4 separate regions of the Homo sapiens genome follow, and all the other regions are linked to region 4. Evidence: chromatin loops called from intact Hi-C (ENCODE). Cell type or tissue: PC-9. All regions are shown on one strand.

Region 1 (5,000 bases), 120 kb after region 4:
GAAGTTCCCACAGAAGACGTGGCCCATTGGCTACATAAGATGACACTGGGGACAATGTACCCTTTGAGCCACAGTGAAGAACTGGGGCCTGCTACTACTAAATAAAAACATAGTAGGTGTCTGACAGTAATGTTCTACTTGTGCACAGGGAGGCCTCCAGGCCCTTGCCACATGATAGGCACAGATCACTTGGGGCCAGAGCCCAGTGCAACAGTGGCAGGGAGACTACCTAGAACCTTTGCCTCTACCTGATTGCTATGCCTTGACTTGTGTGTACACCTGCACAGAGCTACTGCAGGCATATCCCAGCAAGCATGCCACACAGAAAAGTACCATAGTAGGACTAGTGCAGCTGTGTGTGACCTACGGCATCCCCACGGATTTCAACAGTAACCAGGGCTCACACTTTACCAGACACAAAGTGCAGGAATGGATGGAGGCCCTGGATATTCACTGACATTTCCACCTGCCACACAATCCTACAGCAGTGGGGCTGATTGAATGGATGAACGGACTGTTGATGCAACGACTCCGGAGAAGATGTGTTCTCTGGCTCTGTGGATGGACATGCCACTTACCAGCAGCTACTTGTACCCTGGATGAACATGCATGTCTCATCACCCCAGCGCTTACACTCTCCTGACACAAGGACTAGATGCCACCCTTGGGATCCAGGTAGACAGTTTGAGGGACAGTATACCTTTGCCCCAACCTGGGACTCAAGGAAACCTCTATTGCCCTTGCCACAGGACTACCTACCCAGGAGCACATCATTAAATGGCCCTGGAAATAGCAAACCATTCCCCAATCGTATGGTACTTCCACTCCATGGAGGAAGGGCCTAGAACAGAATATACAGATCACATCTATTTTACATCCTACTCCCCGTCGTACGATTAAAATAATGAATGTTAGTCCTCCCTTGTGCAAGAGGACTGTCATCCTCCCATTACGGAACATTTTAATACTTCCATTGTCTTATTCTGTCCTCCTACCATGTGCTGAAGAGCGGGGGCCAGTCCATTTGGTATTGTAATCCAGGCACCAGGCTGCTACCAGTGGTGTTGGTCTCAAAATGACAGAACTTCTTGTGTCTTGTTAAATGGCCATGACTTGCCCTTTCTTGTACCCACTAAACATCTCCCCGTCCACCCATAGACGGTGTGGTGTGCAGCAAACCTCTTCACCGACTGAGCACAGATGCTGGTCTCTCCCTATAACAAACAGACTGTTGTGACTGCAGAGAGCTGCCACTCTCTTCCATCACAGGCCTGCTCCAAGCACCTCACCTGAGTACCTGGAGCCACTTCTGTACTTAGTATAATGACCCTCATCTATTTCCCTTTAGTGACAATTGCACCTCGTGTAGTGAGTTTCCCACCATCAACAAGATGAGACAACATATTTTCCTCCTAGTATGGAAGCAAGTTAATGTTACCCCCACTGTGGGGTAGGCTGTACATGATGGGACAGGGTGGATAATGGCAGAGCAGATACAGGTAGTGGGATGTGCACCATTCTTAGCAAAATCACATGGCCCTGGACATCTTAACTGCCGCCCAGGTGGAACCTGAGCAATAATTAACACCAAATGTGATATATCTATCACTGATTTACTCTCGCAATGTAACCCAAGCCATGCAGGCCCTAGGTATACATATTCCTGCTATAGAATCTCTGTCTTGCAGCCCTATAACCATGTGGTTTAATCAATTCCCCAACACTTGACAAAACTTTCTAAGACTATTATTATATACGTTATTTTTTTCTGTTGTTGTAGTTTGTATTGCTGCTGCAATGTCTGACTGCAATGCTCCTCTTTATATACCTGGCCCCAGGGAAATAGTGGAAGAATGACATGAAAAGAATGTGAGGTCCATTCGAGGGTATGCTGGGGTGGAATGTACGGCAGATGTACCTGATAGCAAGAGTTTAACTTAAGCATATGCGGAGAATGACTCCATGGTATAAAAAGAATGTGTGTTCAGAATCCAAGCTAAAGAATCTGGGAGTGGCCAACCCAGAGATTCATTCCTTATTTATCAGGAACATCTAAATCCCGGCCCATCCCATGGAACACAGGCTATAGAGGGAATCAAGGCCCTTTGTTTTGGGTTAAATGAAGGTTGCCAGGTAGAGGTTGCTAGGGGGAGGATGCTAAGTGAAAATGGTATATAAACTGCATTTTTTTAAATAAGTGGTAGCAGTTCTGTTCCCTACTGCAAAAATGCTATATAAACTGCATTTTTTTTAACAAGCAGTAGCAGTTCTGTTCAGCCTACTGCAAAAATGCTATATAAACTGCATTTTTTTTTTTTTTTTTTTTTTTTTTACAAATGGTAGCAGTTCTGTTCGGCCTACTGCCACTGGACTGCCATGTATGTAAGTCCCCTCGATAAACTCTGTGTTTTGGTTGCCGGCTCTGGGTCCCTTCTTTGGCCTCTCAAACATGGTGCCATCCCTATTGAAGTCAATAGGTTCTGGCATGACACTCATTAACATGGATAACTCTAATGATACACTATCTTTGGTCAACATTCACAGAAAAATTTAAATCTTACACTAATTCAACTATTACATTCTCTACTTCTGGGTTGCTAAGTTTTGTTGGATAAAATTATGCTTTCTCCCACTGATAATACTATGATTTCTAGTCTCCAATCCCCAATCTTCAAAATTTCATAGTAAACTTTCTACATTTTCTTAATCCATGTTCTCTTCAATACTCCCTGGTAGCAACTTCAAACCATTTCCACTTTTCTCAAGAATTCTACCCTACTACTAGCCTCCTTGTTCATGCACGAAACAGAATATGTTAAACTCCCTAAGCATTCTGGAGTGAGTAGCACTATCCACAGCCAGTTGTATAAGCCCGAAATACAGACACCGTCCTTGATATCTCCTCTTTTCACCATGGCTCTCATCTTCTTCTTCAATAGGCTCTGTTGCTTTTGTTTCTCTAATCTGTCTTGAATCTGTCCCTTTCCATCTCCACCACCACTAGTGTAGTTTCATCCAGGTACTCATTGCTCAGAGTGAAATCTCAGGACAAGAATCGCCAGCATCACTGAGGGCTTGTTAGAAAGGCAGATTCTCAGGCTTCGTATCTGATGTACTAAATCAGAATTTGCACTTTAACAAGACCCCCAGATGCTTTATAGGAACATTAAAATTTGAGAAGCATCTCTCCTAATAGTCTCCTACTAACTTTTCTTGCCCTCCCTTCAATCCATTGTGTAGACAGTCCTCAACTTATAATGGTTTGGCTTATTAACACAATATTTAGACTTTGTTATGGTGTAAAAGTGAATCACGTTCAATAAAAGTCATACTTCAAATTTTGACTTCTGATCTTTTTCTGGGCTAGTAATATGCAGCACTATACCCTTTCGTGAGGCTGGGCAACAGCAGTGAGCCACAGCATCCAGTCAACCACGTGATCAGGAGGGTAAACAACCCACACTCCACAGTGGACTGTGTTGCCAGATGATTTTACCCAACTGTAGGCTAATAAAAGTGTTCTGCGCATATTTAAGGTAGTCTAGGCTAAGATATGATGTTCAGTAAGTTAGGTGTATTAAATGCATTTTCAACTTACAATATTTTCACCTAAGATGGGTTTTTGGGGATGCAACCTCATCCTAAATCAAGGAACATTTATATTTTCAAGAGTGGAAAATAGGATAAATGCATTGGATGAAATGGATTTAGTTCTTACCTATATTTACCTCTCCTACATCATTTCTGACTCCTGTTCCTCTCTCTCGGCTCCAGCCACGATGGTCTTCTTTAGTTCTTCAAATACATCATCACACTTTCTCCTTCTCCTTAGAATGCGTATTTCTTTTTTCAACTAGTTAGCTCCTATTTAATCTTCAATCTCAGCTAATTTCCTCTCTGACCACTATAACTATTCCCTCTCCCTGTAACCTAGACTCATTCTCCCTGCTATTTATTCTAATTTTTCCCTAGGTGCTTTCTTCACAGTACCTATCACATAATTGCATGATTATTTGATTAATATTGGCTGCACCCATTTCACTGTAAGCTCCATCAGGGCAAGGTCCAAATCTGCTTTACTTACCATGTATCTTCACCGCCTAACATAAGGCTTGGCACAAAATAGGTTCTTAATAAGTATTAATGATTGACTGAATAAATGCATGTTATAAAAGCCTCTAGTTGGGTAAGGAATGGGATTAGATGAATCCTAAGTGTTATCTAAAACACTGAGCTGTGTGTTTCCTGCTTAACTCATAAATCTTTATATTGGTCCACTCACAGTGTAAGAATTTTCTTGTAATTCCAGTCCCCTATTTTTGCCCTATATAAGGTTAGGACATACTAATTTTCTTAATAATCTAGCCTCCAGAATAGATATCATAAAATAATATTCCTTGATAAATACTTATCATGTCAGGAAAGGTTCTAAGCAAAATGGGTACAGTGGTAAACATTTGAATGTTGGAAAGTCAAGCAAAATGCCAAGTCAGTTTACTCTGCCCTGCAGAGAGCCATGCCCAGTCAGACAAACCTATGAAGAACTGAGCTACTTAGAAAGTCTAAGGCATAGGAGGAGGAATAGGAAGGACCATGGAAAAAGTAAGGGGCTGGAATAATACCACTACAAATAATAACAATAACAATGACCAGAGTTAATATTTATTGAGTACATGTGCCAACGTCTGTTATTCCAGCAACATTATCTCAGTTAATTCCATGATACCTTCATAAGCAAGGACTATTGTTATTCCCATTTTATGTACATGGCAACTGAGGCAAAGAGCTCTTAAGTTACTTATCGAAGAATATCCAATAAGTAGGTGGTAGAGCTAGGATTTACACCCAGCAGTCAGCTTTATTTTCAACCATGCAATGCCTCCTTAACAAAGGAGATAGGTTAGGAAAGGCAGATCTGGGCAAGTGTTGTATTATACAACAATAAAAAGGCTGTGGGGTCAAAAGCTATGGCTGTTAAAAGGTTAGGGTAACAGCCAGAA
Region 2 (5,000 bases), 96 kb after region 4:
CTGAAATTTTGTATACTTTGACCAACATCTTCCCAACCCCTACCAATTGCCCTAGACCCTGGTAACCATGATAAATACATACAATTTTATCGTCAATTATTTAAAAAGACTAGGTTTTAAAAATATATTATCATTCTGAATTCTTGCATTTATTGTAACAATCAACCTAAAGAAATATGTTGAATATTTGTATGGGAAGAGAACTCTTCCTGGGCTTTTGGTGATGAGCAGAAGTGTATGACATTGCCTCTAACCGCAGTGAGATCTATATTTAGAGGATGATGTGTCAATAATACTTCAGTGCATAATAAAATAAATGTAGTTTTAAAATGAAATGTAGGAAATCAGGACTGCCATGGAGACAGAGTCTACTTAATTTCCTAGGAGTGTGGCTATTGGAGGGAAACACCTTTAGGACTCTAACACTCTAGGGTATGCTGAGGCAGATAAACAGTCTGCCAATGGTTATGACAAGGAAGAAAAGCTTTACGGGTAAAAGCCGAGAACCAAGGAATTAGGTGATGGTGGAGGGGGCTCCTAGTGAGAACTGCCACAGCATATGCATATGCATCTCTGCATGGACTTAAGAACAGAGTTGGAAAGAACCTGAAGCTTTGTGGACACTCAGTCCAGTATTGGGCTAACATCACTTAAGTGAAGGACAGAGCACTAATGGCCCTCGTGCAGAGCAGCGCATGGAGGGACAACTGCAGGAGAGAGAACTTGGGAGAGAAAAGGAAGGGAACATGGAAAACAAGAGTGTAGGAGAAAGGAAGGTAAGCTTATTGGTCTACAGGACCATGGCAGTGAAGCTCTATGCAATGGATATTTTCCATTTGCCCTTCTAGATCGAATATTCCCCATTCCTCACCCTGCACTGTGCCCAGGAGACTGACTACATCAGTGCCTCCTTTCTGCTCTGGTTTCTCATTGAGTTCCATTAATGTTAGCCACCAGCAAAAGACAAGACTACATGAAGAAGAGCGTGAGGGCAGGGGCATGTGTGTGTGTGTGTGTGTGTGTGTGTGTGTGTGTGTGTGTGTTTATTTGTTTTTATCCCAGACTTTGGTTCTACACTTTCCTGATGTCAATGAATTAGCTGTATCCTTTCCTGGAAGACAGCAGCTCCTTACCTGTTGGTTTTCTCTCTCCTATAGCTAAAGCTCTCTTTGTCTTCTAGTAACGTCAGAGTCTAGGAACAATAATTGATTCCAGCATTGCTAGTCTCTGGTTCTTCACTCTTCCATTGGTTCTCCTAACTCTGCCCATACCTTAGAAAATATTAACTTCATTAAACTCTCTTCAATTACTCTATTTGAATATACCATCTGTTGCTTGCCCAGGCACCAGCTGATAGACCCAGGTAAGATGATAACGGCACAATGAGAAAATGCAGAGGGAGTGTGTCGCCTTCCTAGAGATGACAGAGGGGAAAAAAAAGAGAGAGAACTGAGATACTGGACTGATGACCTTGGGTTAGAGGATGCTTATTATCTTCATGTGAACTCGGAGCTAGCTTCACGGAAAAGTGATCTAATTGTACAGTAGTCCCTCAGTATAAATAGGGGATTGCTTCCAGGACCATTCACGTCTGTGCATACTCAAGTCTCACAGTTGGCCCTGCAGAACTTGTATATAAGGAAAGTTGGTCCTCCTCATATGCAGGTTTTATATCCCATTAATACTGTATTTTGATCTGCATTTGGTTGGAAAAAGCCATGTATAAGTGGACTATGCAGTTCAAAATCATGCTGTTCAAGGGCCAATTGTAATTGTGTTCAATTGCTGATTTTTTAAAAATAAGGCAATATTTTGCAGGACTGTATTATTCTAAGAATTAGTTGATATGCAGTGTTGTAGCATAGAAAGAAACTTAGGGTCAAATTCCATTTTCACCACTTACTATGTCAAGTCACTTCATTTTTCTATGCCTCAGTTTTCTCATCTGAAATATGGGGTCACACCTTCTTCGCAGGAGTCTTATGAAATTAAATGAAATCATGCTTGCTCACAGTAAATCCTTAACAAATGACAGTTGTAATTATTCGTGCACTTCACCAAATCCTTTTCTGCCACAAGTCTCAGTTTAAGAATTCTTACAAGATTATGGTTTTATCAAAGGTGCTTGAATCTGGGTGCACTCGATCAGTTTCCTGAACACTGATTTAGATCTAGAGGAAGGTGAAGATGACTCTGATCTACTCCATCTGCACCTACCTTGCTGGCAGGGAGGCAGTGACAAGGCTCCAGCTATCAGCACCTCTGTCATGTTTCCCTTTGGTGAAAAATGAGTTCTGAACTGTTTTGTTTTTTCTTTTTAGAAATACATCCCAAATCACATTGATTTGTGCTATATGCCACATCTTAAATCCTTAGGTTATTAATCAATTAAAGTCCTAAGAATTAATCTTGTAATTCTAATAAACTAGTCATCCAGAACTTTCAAACCCTATGAAAACGAACTCAAAAGTTCATTTTCAAAATCTATCCTTTGTATCATTTATGTTACAGTGAACATTCTTGAGAAGTTCACCCAAGATCTGCTCTGATAAAAAAAATGAAATATGAGCCCCAGAGAATATTCTTTAAGAAGAAATATCTAAATGTCAGTTCTGTTGTTTATTATGTTAAGCATCCTGCATGCCACAATATTTTAACCATTACCATTTCACTGTCTCATTCAATAAATATTTACCAAATGCTATGAGTGATCTAGATACTGGAGAAACTCCGAGGAACAAAAACACACAGAACCTCACATCCTGATGAAAGTTGTATCCTAAATACAAGGTGAATAGCAGCTCAAGAAATTTATTTTCCTCATCGCATATCTCTACTTACTAAAAAGTACTGAAGTTTCAATGAGTCTAGTATTGCCAGGTAAAATATAGGATGTCCAACTAAATGTGAATTTCAGAGCAAAAACAAGTAATTTTTCAGTATATCACATATACTGGGCCTTATGAGAGGTGTTCATTGGACACATTTAAACTAAAAATTATTTTTGTTTATCTGAAATTCAAGTTTAACTGGGTATCTTATTGTTTTTAAAATGTTTTATTTTTTTAAAAAAATATTTTTAAAATTATTATGAATACATAATAGTTGTACATATTTATGGTATACATGTGATATTTTAATGCAAGCATACAATGTGTAATGATCAAATCAGGCTAACTTGGGTATCCATCTCCTCAAGCATTTATTATATCTTTGTGGTAGGAACATTCCAATTCCACTCTTTTAGTTATTTTGAAATATGCAATAAATTATTATTAACCATAGTCACCTTATTGTACTACCAAACACTAGATCTTATTCCTTCTATCTAACTGTATTTGTGTACCCACTCACCACATCCCTTCTTACCCCTCTACCCCTGGCCTCTGGTGACCCATCATTCTGCTCTCTATCTCCAAGTGCTGAAGGGGTGGGTCACTGCTCTGCTCCCCACTTGCTGAGTCATTTTGTGCACATAATTTAGCTTTCCTGGACCTCAGTTTGCTCACATATAAAGTGTGGGATCTGCCTCAAGAGACATTTAAGGTCCCTTATAGCTCCCTGGTTCCAGTTCTTCCCCAAGCAAAAGATCTTGTCACCACATGTATCCTTCCCACTCCTCCATTCTCTACGTGGACTTTAAAACTAGCTGTTCATTACTGCTCCAAATCCCCGTTTCCCTCAGTATCCCTTATAGATAATCTTGATGTGACCTCCCCAACCCCATGTCAGTTGATTTGCCCAAGGCTATTAGATTAATGATAAGTGCCCTATATTTGAGTAGCACTTTACGTTTCACAAAGTGCTTTCACATGTATTACTGCACTTTGATATGCCAATTTCCTGTATTTCACTCAGAAGCTGGTTGCTAAAGTTGTCTTTCATGCCACTGTGTAAATAATGTTTCTCATTTACCTCTCCAAATATTAGCAACTTTCTGAGAGACCATCTCTCAAAAGAAGTCTGCTCTCATTGGTGAAGATTTTGCAGGGATTCTGACTCATCACTCTTCCATGGTTAGTGCCTCTCCCTCAGTGCTTGCTGGAGCTTCCTCCTTGCCCCTTCTGTTCACAGGAGCAAGTACTTGCCTCCTCCTGCAGCAGGCCCTGTCATTTCACCTTTCAACTCCAGTACCCTAAGGGGACCACTGCAAACCTGGACCTCATAGACCCTGGCTACTCGGTGTGGTCCCTGCACCAGCAGTGTCTATCTCCTGGAAGTTTGTTAGAAAATGCAATCTTGGACTTCACTCAAGAACTATTAAATCAGAGCTTGCCTTTTTAAGTTTGAGAAGCACTGATTTAGAACAACTCTAGTCAGGCACAATTTTTTCATATTTTTCTAAGAGATCAGAAGTGTTTAATTTGGTCCATATTTATTAGCCTATCCCAGGAGCAATGGCTCCTAACCTTGTTTCTACCAACTGTCAGGATAACGCACACTCATTTAAAGAAGAGAGGCTCACTTATGTTAGCAATTCTCATCTAACCCACCACACATGTTCCTTTTGTGAGTTATACTCTTTTAGTTAATCAGGTGGGATGCTGAATGACTGAAGGGAGAAGGGGGCAGAAACATGGCCACCATGTCTCAATATCTGTAACACTATTCTCTAAATATATGAATAGAGAAATATGAATTATGATCTTCTATTCCTACTGGCTGTCTGACAGGGCCAAATAAATAGACCCAATATAAAAATGGAGAGAATAATGCAATAATGAATTATTTCTGACACAGAAATGTTTAAAGAATAACTTAAAAACATAATTTCAAAGTTCTTAGAGTTCGATAACTAATTAAAAAAATCCAGAGTTTCATTGGCTACGTTTTTTTGACATTGGTGTCCTGCTCCAGAGAGCTGTTCCTGAAACTGATAAACATGTAACATCATTCAAAATACTTTTTATGAAATAATCACAGGTACGAACAGATTGACAGAACCAAGAAAGCAATAACTGCCTGTCTTGGTAAATTACACATTTGGTCCCTCCATCTCC
Region 3 (5,000 bases), 160 kb after region 4:
GTCATTTTCTATCTGAAGAAGGAAACTGCATTTATTTTTTTGACAATACAACATAATTTGGTGAATTCTTCTTTTTTTTAGCAACCAAAATGGTGCCCTGAAGGTTTGATGGAGTTACAGCAGCTTCCAAAAGTAACTTACTATCCTATAAGATGAGTAACACTTCAGGGCTATGATTTAAAAAAAAAGCTCCCTATACCTTTCACATCAAGTCCATTAAATAATAGATAAATACTCAGTGTCTACAGGACAACAGTCTCTGGATTGCAGTGCAGGCTCACCAGAGGGCAAGCTCTTGAAATGAAGTGTGTTAACATTATGTGTGAGTGCCAGCACACTCTGCCCATTAAAAAGTACAATATCCAGCCCTTCCACCTCCTCCAAACTCCATGTAATCAGAAGAGCAAATATGTTTCACAGCTGGCCCAAAAACCAGCTCGAGAAAAACCATTAGGTGCCAAGGACATATACCAACCATATGGTCAGCTGTAACATTCCAGAGGGATGTCTAACCCAGAACACTGTCCAACAGCCTCCTTGGCTGTAACACTGTTAAGATGTGAAAGTCAAATGTCTGTGTGAAGAAAGCTGGTCAGTCCAAGTGAAAATACATTCATCCCCCCAGTGGAAATTGAACTCACTAATTACCACTGGGCTTGGCTCACTACTGAAAACCCTTCTCCCCAGATTAGTTTAAAATGGGTAACACTTCTATTCCAGGCAGACACCAAGGTTTTAAATATGCCTTTGATGATTTAAATCACTCAGACATGTAAACACTTGCCATGATTGTCTAAGACTCAGTTTCCACACTGAAAGGTGTATTTGGTTTTCAAAATCTAAAAACCAAGACTTAATATTAAGCAACTCTTATCTTTTAATACATATAATATGTAAAAGTTTATATTCAGAAGCATTCTTAAAGAAAAAGATAATCCGTCCTTCACTAAAAAAGGGTCAACCACTCCTTTTAATCATTTTATCAAACTTCCATTCAAACTCTTTTATGTATCAATCCCTTAGAGTTCTGTACTTAATCCACACACTTGTATAATCCACACCCTTGTTTGACAGTTTTTAACCACATGTACAGAATATGGAGATGTTCTATAATGACTTTGCCAAGTCTATGTCAGGTATAGTTTTAGATTTCTGACACCATTGAAAACGGCTGGAGCTCTGTCTCAAATTCAAAGCATTTGTGCAGCAGGAGGTGGTTAGAGTTGTAACTTGAGACTTCATCCTATTTCCAAAATTCTCTACTCTCATTCCCAAGGAACTTCAATCTCAATAAACCCTACAATATCAGTCTCAATTAAATTTATCTGGGGAGAACAGATAAAGGGTACCAACTCTTATCCTTGCTTTGAAGAATAGAGTCAGGATTTTGTAAAATACTTGGAAACTAAACAGTGATCAATTCTCAGTAAGACAATGACTTAGAAAAGTATATCAGTATTCCTTCTACTATATGTATCATCACCAGGTCTGAAGTACTACAAGTGAGAGACAATTCCTGAGTGCTCTTATAAGGACCTGTGACTTATACAAAGAAAAGCGGATGCCCTATTTTCAAAGGTGTAATCTGACATATTTTGACCAAGGCCTTTTCCCCTTCTAAGTCTGTCCCTTCACTAAAAACCATAAGTCATATGGGCTCTATCCAATACATGGATTGTATAATAATTATTCTATGAAACGAGTTTTCTGAACTTACTAATTAAGAGGTTTAAAGAAATAAGTATATTGTAAATACTTTAACCCACCTACCTCACACTGAAATGATTTACTTATCTAGTGCACTTACTGGTAGAAACGCAATGATTTGTTATACATTCACCATGGTAATTATATTTGCAAAAGTCAGATATTTTGGTTGAATGATAAATGGCAAGTTGATTCATCAAAAATTAAGTGAAAGCAAGCATTTAAAACTATGTGTTTCTACTGAAAAGGTAAAATACATTATCATACTGATGCATTCTAGCCTTGTCTCTAAATCTGTCATGCAAACCAAAGGTTGCATCATTTAAAATTAATGTTCATTCCTGATATCTCTTAAAATGGAGATTTTTTCCAGACATGGACAATATTAATATATTTAAGTAGTAATTTTTATTCCTGAAAACTAAAGAAAGATCTCTCCTGCTCTTCCCACCCTCCCCACCCCCTGCCATGTCTCCCCTACAGATTCTGCCTACTGCATACAAGGTGCTCAGTCTTTCAAATGAGCATGATCCTGCCCACACATGCATGTCCACACATCCTCACTCCTTGGTGTGGTATTTCTTGCTTTCCATACTCATTAATAATAAGTTCCATCAGAATATTGATGTGGGCAAGGGAGTGAAGAAACTATCATACTTTCAATATACTCATGGCACCATCTTGTGGTAATTCTGTGGTATCGCGTTTTCAAGTTTAATTTTTAAAGTTCTTCAAAAATTTCTGGGAAAACATATTTGAGGATAAATTTAACATTTTAAATATGCATGAGATGCAATGTGATAAATCTGGCCTATGTATTTAAAACCCTACACACATATTTTAAGAGTTATAATACCTATCATTAATGTCCTGACCCCAGAAGCCATTTAATACCAATAACTGTTTCTTGAATGTAGAATAGGAATGAAATTAAGAAATCTTTAAGGGAGACGGGGAAAACAATAACAGAGGATCCTGGGGGCGTCAAAGAACAGTACAGACTATAGCAGCAAGAAAAAAATAAAATTATGTATAACACTCCAACTGACAACCCATTTTCCAATCCTGCTGTCCATTCCCACATCCAAACTACTACTCCACTTCCTGCTGCAAAATACCCAGGTTTTATTACCCTTATCTTCTCCCCCATCCAAAATGTCCTGACTTTAAAATCTACTCAAGCTCATTTTAAAATCTCTTTTTTTAATTTATTTACTAATTGAATTTTAGTTTCTTTTTATTATTATACTTTAAGTTCTAGGGCACATGTGCACAACGTGCAGGTTTCTTACATATGTATACATGTGCCATGTTCGTGTGCTGCACCCATTAACTCGTCATTTACATTAGGTATATCTCCTAATGTTATCCCTCCCCCTCTCCCCACCCCACGACAGGCCCCGGTGTGTGATGTTCCCCTTCCTGTGTCCAAGTGTTCTCATTGTTCAATTCCCACCTATGAGTGAGAACACGTGGTGTTTGCTTTTTTGTCCATGTGATAGTTTGCTGAGAATGATGGTTTCCAGCTTCATCCATGTCCCTTCAAAGGACGTGAACTCATCATTTTTTATGGCTGCATAGTATTCCATGGTGTATATATGCCACATTTTCTTAATCCAGTCTATCATTGATGGACATTTGGGTTGGTTCCAAGTCTTTGCTATTGTGAATAGTGCCACAATAAACATATGTGTGCATGTGCCTTTATAGCAGCAGGATTTATAATCCTTTGGGTATATACCCAGTAATGGGATAGCTGGGTCAAATGGTATTTCTAGTTCTAGATCCTTGAGGAATTGCCACACTATCTTCCACAATGGTTGAACTAGTTTACAGTCCCACCAACAGTGTAAAAGTGTTCCTGTTTCTCCACATCCTCTCCAGCACCTGTTGTTTCCTGACTTTTTAATGATCGCCATTCTAACTGGTGTGAGATGGTATCTCATTGTGGTTTTGATTTGCATTTCTCTGATGTCCAGTGATGATGAGCATTTTTTCATTTGTCTGGCTGCATAATTGTCTTCTTTTGAGAAGTGTCTGTTCATATACTTCACCCACTTTGTGATGGGGTTGTTTGTTTTTTTCTTGTAAATTTGTTGGGAGTTCTTTGTAGATTCTGGATATTAGCCCTTTGTCAGATGAGTAGATTGCAAAAATTTTCTCCCATTCTGTGGGTTGCCTATTCACTCTGATGGTAGTTTCTTTTGCTGTGCAGAAGCTCTTTAGTTTAATTAGATCCCATTTGTCAATTCTGGCTTTTGTTGCCATTGCTTTTGGTGTTTTAGTCATGAAGTCTTTGCCCAAGCCTATGTCCTGAATGGTATTGCCTAGGTTTTCTTCTAGGGTTTTTATGGTTTTAGGTCTAACATTTAAGTCTTTAATCTATCTTGAATTAATTTTTGTATAAGGTGTAAGGAAGGGATCTAGTTTCAGCTTTCTACATATGGTTAGCCAATTTGCCCAGCACCATTTGTTAAATAGGGAATCATTTCCCCATTTCTTGTTTTTGTCAGGTTTGTCAAAGATCAGATAGTTGTAAATGTGTTGTATTATTTCTGAGGGCTCTGTTCTGTTCCATTGGTCTATATATATCTCTGTTTTGGTACCAGTACCATGCTGTTTTGGTTACTGTGGCCTTGTAGTATAGTTTGAAGTCAGGTAGCGTGATGCCTCCAGCTTTGCTCTTTTGGCTTAGGATTGTCTTGGCAATGTGGGCTCTTTTTTGGTTCCATATGAACTTTAAAGTAGTTTTTTCCAATTCTGTGAAGAAAGTCACTGGTAGCTTGATAGGGATAGCATTAAATCTATAAATTACCTTGGGCTTTATGGCCATTGTCACGATATTTATTATTCCTATCCATGACCATGGAATTCTTCCATTTGTTTGTTTCCTCTTTCATTTCGTTGAGCAGTGGTTTGTAGTTCTCCTTGAAGAGGTCCTTCACATCCCTTCTAAGATGGATTCCTAGGAATTTTATTTTCTTTGAAGCAATTGTAAATGGGAGTTCACTCATGATTTGGCTCTCTGTCTGTTATTGGTGTATAAGAATGCTTGCGATTTTTGCACATTGATTTTATATCCTGAGACTTTGCTGAAGATGCTTATCAGCTTAAGGAGATTTTGGGCTGAGACGATGGGGTTTTCTAAAGACACAATCATGTCATCTGCAAACAGGGACAATTTGACTTCCTCTTTTCCTAATTGAATACTCTTTATTTCTTTCTCCTGCCTGATTTCCCTGGCCAGAACTTCCAACACTGTGTTGAATAGGAGTGGTGAGAGAGGGCATCCC
Region 4 (5,000 bases):
GGAAGAAACACTTTTTTGAAAAACTATAATAAACACTGAAATAAAACAAAAAATAACATTCAGAAATTGTAAATGAAAAAAATATTAAAGTTTCTGAAAAAGACATTATTAATTGTTATTCTGTTTGCTGAACATTCCAAATATTCAGTTTTCCATTTCAATAGTTTTTCCTTACCAAAAATTATTAGCAACAATGGTATTCTTGAACAACTTATTTTTTAAAAAGCCACAAGGAATACGTTTGATGAAATCTCCATTTATATTTCTGAAATACAATTTCAAATAAGAATTCTCACTAGGATTATTTTTCTTAAATTACTAAATTGAACATATCCTCTCATTTATTATACATGTACAAGAATGCTGAGTAGTTCAATTTTCATGCGTAGAACAATTACTTAAATGCTTTAAAACACTCCCAAAAGATAACATAGTTCTGAAGAGTACACAGGTACTCAAGTATCAAGAAAAGCAATTCTGTCCTTATGGTTATTAACAAGAGACTAGCTAAGCCTGCTTCTACCAAAATGTCAACTACTGTCAACATTTTTAGAGAAAGTTCTTACGCTTATCTATACCATCCTTTAACTCATCCAAGTTATAACTAGGGTGACGATGTAATTTATTATCCAAACCAGGAAAGTTTAGAGAATGAAAGGGGATGCTTATTAATAGTCATAGGCCAGGAAGGCCCCAAGAAAATCAAGCTAAATGGTCACCTTAGTTATAGCCATCCCCCTTCATAATCTTTCTCCTGTCAAGAGTGTACACATGAAGTAGTCCCCTTCTCCCAATTACAATTTTCATTTCCAGGGCATATAAGTCAAGATGAGAAAGGGAATAGGGGAGGGAAGATCAGGCAGACTTCTTTCAACTTTGTAAAAGAAAAGTAGGCAAAAAGAAACAGAAGACCAAGGAAAGCAAAATCAGTTACTAAGGGAAGGCAAAAGTTAAAAAAATTCACTTCACTCCCCCAATTATTTGTTTTCAGCTTGTTTTTGCTTTCCTTTTAGCTCTTAGCCTAGTAGTATAGATTAGTAGTTCGTTTAGATTAGTAATTTGTTATTGTTATACAGCAGTTGTAACTTCAACTTAATTTGGCAGTCACACAAATACATCTAAATAAACATTAGAATAAGAAGTGGTTAATTCCATCAAGTTTCATTAATGAACAGTACTCAAAGCTACTGAAAATGGTCCAGTGCTCTCAAATGGCAGTATGCTAATTTAGTCATGGTCAACTCATCATCATACACTTTATAATATACCTACTTTTTTGCGTATGTTACAGCAGGGAAGAGACTGTTCACCACTACTGATTTCTACTCTTCTTTGTGACTACCTATATCTAAGCCCCAATGTTCTGATTGTAAGTCACAGAAAATAATACCCTAACATATGACTTGAGCCAGCAAATGGCACTTGGCCTAAGGTTGACTCAGTTACTAAAACTACCATCACTGCTGTAAGCCCATTATATGCTGATGTTATTTTTGACACTAGTATTTTTGAAGCCAGTTCAGATAAAGAGGAGGCTCAGTGCCAAAACATGCTTGTAAGTAAGTAGGACTCTCCTCTCAGGACAACAATATCTTATTCAAACCATGATACCAAGCCATTGTCTCAGTTGATATAGGTAAACTCTTTTTTTTTTTTTCTGTTTTGTTTTTTTTAGACAAGGTCTCATTCTTTCACCCCAGCTCAGTGCAGTGGCCTAATCATGGTTTACTGCAGGCTCAACCTCCTGGACTTAAGCAATCCCTCCACCTCAGCATTCTGAGTAGCTGGGTACAGGCACATATGCCCATGTGCAGCTAGTGAACTTAAGTTAGAAACGACTAGAAAAAAACTTTGTAGACCTGTGATAATATGATAAAGCAAATTTTATGTAGGCATAAGATAAATGCCAATAAAAATAATCTTTTATCTTTACTTACTTTACTATTAATCACCCAATAGGAAATTTATAGTGAAAAAAATGAAAACTATCACTTAAAAGAATTAATGAAGATCTGAAACTAGGAAGATTCAAAGGAAAAAAATCATCCATAGGGTATCTGATCTTTTTATTACTACTTCCAAAATGAAAAATTTTGCCTTCCTCAATGAAATGGCTTTCTAAGGCCTTTTTAATTTAAATCATTATGTCCCTGTGGGAGATACTTATGGATTATTCAACAACTATGCCAACTTTCTTCTAATGTTTCTTCCTGTAAAGCTTAAAAACTACATTTCCTATATGTTCTCCCATGGATGGTTTGGGTTCCATCATTCAGGAATGCTAAAATAGGTCACATGGGCCTAAGATCTGGCTGTAATGCTGTGGGCTGTGGCAGAGGTGCAGGGTGGTGATGCTTCCTAATGGTGGCAGCAGCTGCAGCTCTTTGAGCAGCCCAGTTCTCTGATAGGGCTTTAGAAGTCATATCTAGAAACTCAAGCTAAAGGTTGTTTTTCAGCCATCCCAGATATTCTTTTTTTTTTTTTCTTCCAGAGACAGGGTCTCACTCTGTTGCCCAGGCTGGAGTGAAGTAGTATGATCACAGCTCACTACAATCTTGACCTCCTGGGCTCCAGCGATCTGCATACCTAAGTGCAACCCACCCCCAAGTAGCTGGAACCACAAGCACATTAGGCACGTTATCGCACCATTGCGCTCCGCACTCCAGCCTGAGCAACAGAGTGAGACCCTGTCTAAAAAAAAAAGAAAAAGAAAATAACTGGTGAGTTCCTGAATCCAGGAATATGTGCATTTATAACTTCATAGAAACTATCTACAGAATACAGCATTTTAAAAAAATTGTTTTCAGAGCAAGCATTTTGTAAACAATTTAGGAGTGGGTATATATAAAAATTTCAAGGAACTACTATTTTCTCTACTAAATTCTTCAAAATCTTTAGTGGATGGACTTTTAATATCTCTAATAGGTTTCTATTGCTGCATAACAAATTACTCAAGAAAAAATCAGTGGCTTGGAACAATACCCATTTATTACCTCATAGTTCTGTAGGTTAGAAGTCTGAGTGGGTGTGACTGGATTCTCTGCTTAGGATGTCACAGGCGTTGAACAGGATAGACTCTTACTTACAGGCTCTCAATTCTTTCCCCTGGACTACTGGTTCTGCTTGCTGAGTCATTCATCTTTTTTGAACAGTAGTTTGAAACTAAGTAGTTTTATCAGCCTGCTTTCTGCAAGTGGAATTTTGGTATCTAACAGCCTTTTTTTCACTTTGTAGTCTCCCTGTTCCTTTCAGTCCAAGCTGGCAGTTTTCTGCTGATATAATTTTCTCAAAAACTTAGTGAATCTCTTGTGGATGACACAGAGATGTTCTCTATCAGACTGAGGCCACATCTACAAATCTTTTTGAGACTTCCTCTATCGTTGGCTTCTGTTGAGATGGCTGAGGGCAACATTCTTAAGGTTTACTGAAGCCCTCTAAGTTGGTATCTATTAGGCACAACTTTAGTGTCTTAGGGCCAAACACTAATCTTTTGATCTTTCAAAGTTTCAGCAAAGAGTTGTACAACCACACCCTTGGCTTTTCTTTTTCCTATGCCACACTTTCAGAAGCAATCTCTTACTTTTACCATCTTTTGTCATCTGAATAGACTGATAATATCTCAAATTGTCAAGACTGAGTTTCTTTTTGTTTAATAGTTTACCCCAATTTATCTCTCTGACATTTTACTCTAAGCAGCAAGAGTAAAATGGTAGTAAAAGAGTAAAACTCTGAGCAGGCCACATTTTCAACACTTTGCTTGAAAATTTCCTTAGCTAGATATCCTTGCTCATCTTTCACAGGTTCTCTTTTCCACATAACTGAAGGAGACAATTCCACTAAGCCTTTTTGCCACTATGTAACAAGGATCTATCTCCATTCTTTCAGTTCCCAATAATTTGTTTCCCATATCTTACTGAGCCCCTACCAGCAGAGTCTTTAATGTCCATATTTCTACTAAGTCTGTTCAAAGCAATCAAGGATTTTTCTATCATGCTCCTCTAAATTGTTCCAGCCTCTATCCACTTTCTGATTTCTTACATTTTTAGCTACTTGTTATGGCAGCACGCCACTTCAGGTACCTAATTTATATCTTCAGAAAAGTTCTACTTCCCTTGGTGGTTATATTTTTAACAGCCACAAATCTGGGTTTTATATTTTTATGGTGAGTTTACTGCATCATTTTGTCTTAAAAGGTACAGCAACACTTTAATACAGTTTAGTGGTAGCCAAAGTCTAGGATGTATATATTACTTTGACTGTTTTTTACATATAAAATGTACTATGTTGACACCTAAGTTTGGATACAGGCATAACTTAATATGTCAATGACTGCATATACAAAGTTAATCTGTATCCTTCACAGTCAGTAGCTTTACTCTTGAAATTATGATTTCATTAGTCTTTCATGTTCCTTCCATCCACCTTTCTTGTAGTCACTCCATCTGAGCTTTTCACACGACATACGCACAGATATCTTTGTGCCAATTATTCATGGGTCCTATTGATACAAGTTATATAATACCATCTTATTTTGCATTTTAATGTGGCCTGGGAACATTGGAATGTTTTATGAGGTTGATATGAAATATATATTATGTTCATGTCTTACAGTCAGAAAAAGAAAGATAAATAATATTATTGCCCCATAAGTCTTTTTTTCTTGGTTTGAAGTTCAAATTCTAAGTTGAAGTGTCCCAATACCAAAAATTAACCATATGAAAAACTCTCTGAAAAGATTAATTCAACTTTCACAATGTGAAGAAGTAAAAATCATCTTCACTAGAGCTCAAGATTTGAAAATGTCAGTCCAAAGAGAAAATCTTGAAATAATTCCAAGTTAGCAAGAATAAAAAAAGATGTCTAATATAATTGCCATGGTAATTACAGTATACCCTGTTACAAACTAGTTTGTGGTTAGTAAAGTGCTTTTTTTTATATTAGATTCTTTAGGATGAAGACATACTCAATGAATACAAAGTTTTGAAAACTAAAAAATAATA

What was found. Hi-C counts contacts between places; a loop is a spot of excess contacts. Peaks named below come from ENCODE experiments on the same cell type or tissue, not always from the same donor. Only the 100,000 strongest peaks of a DNase experiment are listed, where the experiment ranks them.
Region 1: a loop joins it to region 4, with 12 times the contacts of the local background. A loop is called at or near these places in 2 of 110 quality-filtered maps.
Region 2: it touches region 4 in a loop (9-fold over the local background); 2 of 110 quality-filtered maps call a loop at or near these places.
Region 3: it touches region 4 in a loop (9-fold over the local background); 14 of 110 quality-filtered maps call a loop at or near these places.

The regions. Positions count from the first base shown.
Region 1 is chr2:179,709,576-179,714,575 of GRCh38, forward strand. The region is part of intron 3 of ZNF385B (zinc finger protein 385B); the gene reads right to left. Among named protein-coding and RNA genes, the nearest start is that of MIR1258, 150 kb to the right of the region's middle. In PC-9, no CTCF peak of the experiment used is centred here; a DNase peak (open chromatin) is centred at 1,986.
Region 2 is chr2:179,688,784-179,693,783 of GRCh38, forward strand. All of the region lies in intron 3 of ZNF385B (zinc finger protein 385B), which reads right to left. Among named protein-coding and RNA genes, the nearest start is that of MIR1258, 170 kb to the right of the region's middle. In PC-9, no CTCF peak of the experiment used is centred here; no DNase peak of the experiment used is centred here.
Region 3 is chr2:179,749,000-179,753,999 of GRCh38, forward strand. All of the region lies in intron 3 of ZNF385B (zinc finger protein 385B), which reads right to left. Among named protein-coding and RNA genes, the nearest start is that of MIR1258, 110 kb to the right of the region's middle. In PC-9, CTCF peaks have their summits at 2,409 (motif pointing left) and 2,608; no DNase peak of the experiment used is centred here.
Region 4 is chr2:179,593,154-179,598,153 of GRCh38, forward strand. The region is part of intron 3 of ZNF385B (zinc finger protein 385B); the gene reads right to left. Among named protein-coding and RNA genes, the nearest start is that of MIR1258, 270 kb to the right of the region's middle. In PC-9, no CTCF peak of the experiment used is centred here; a DNase peak (open chromatin) is centred at 3,048; H3K27ac peaks cover 738 bases.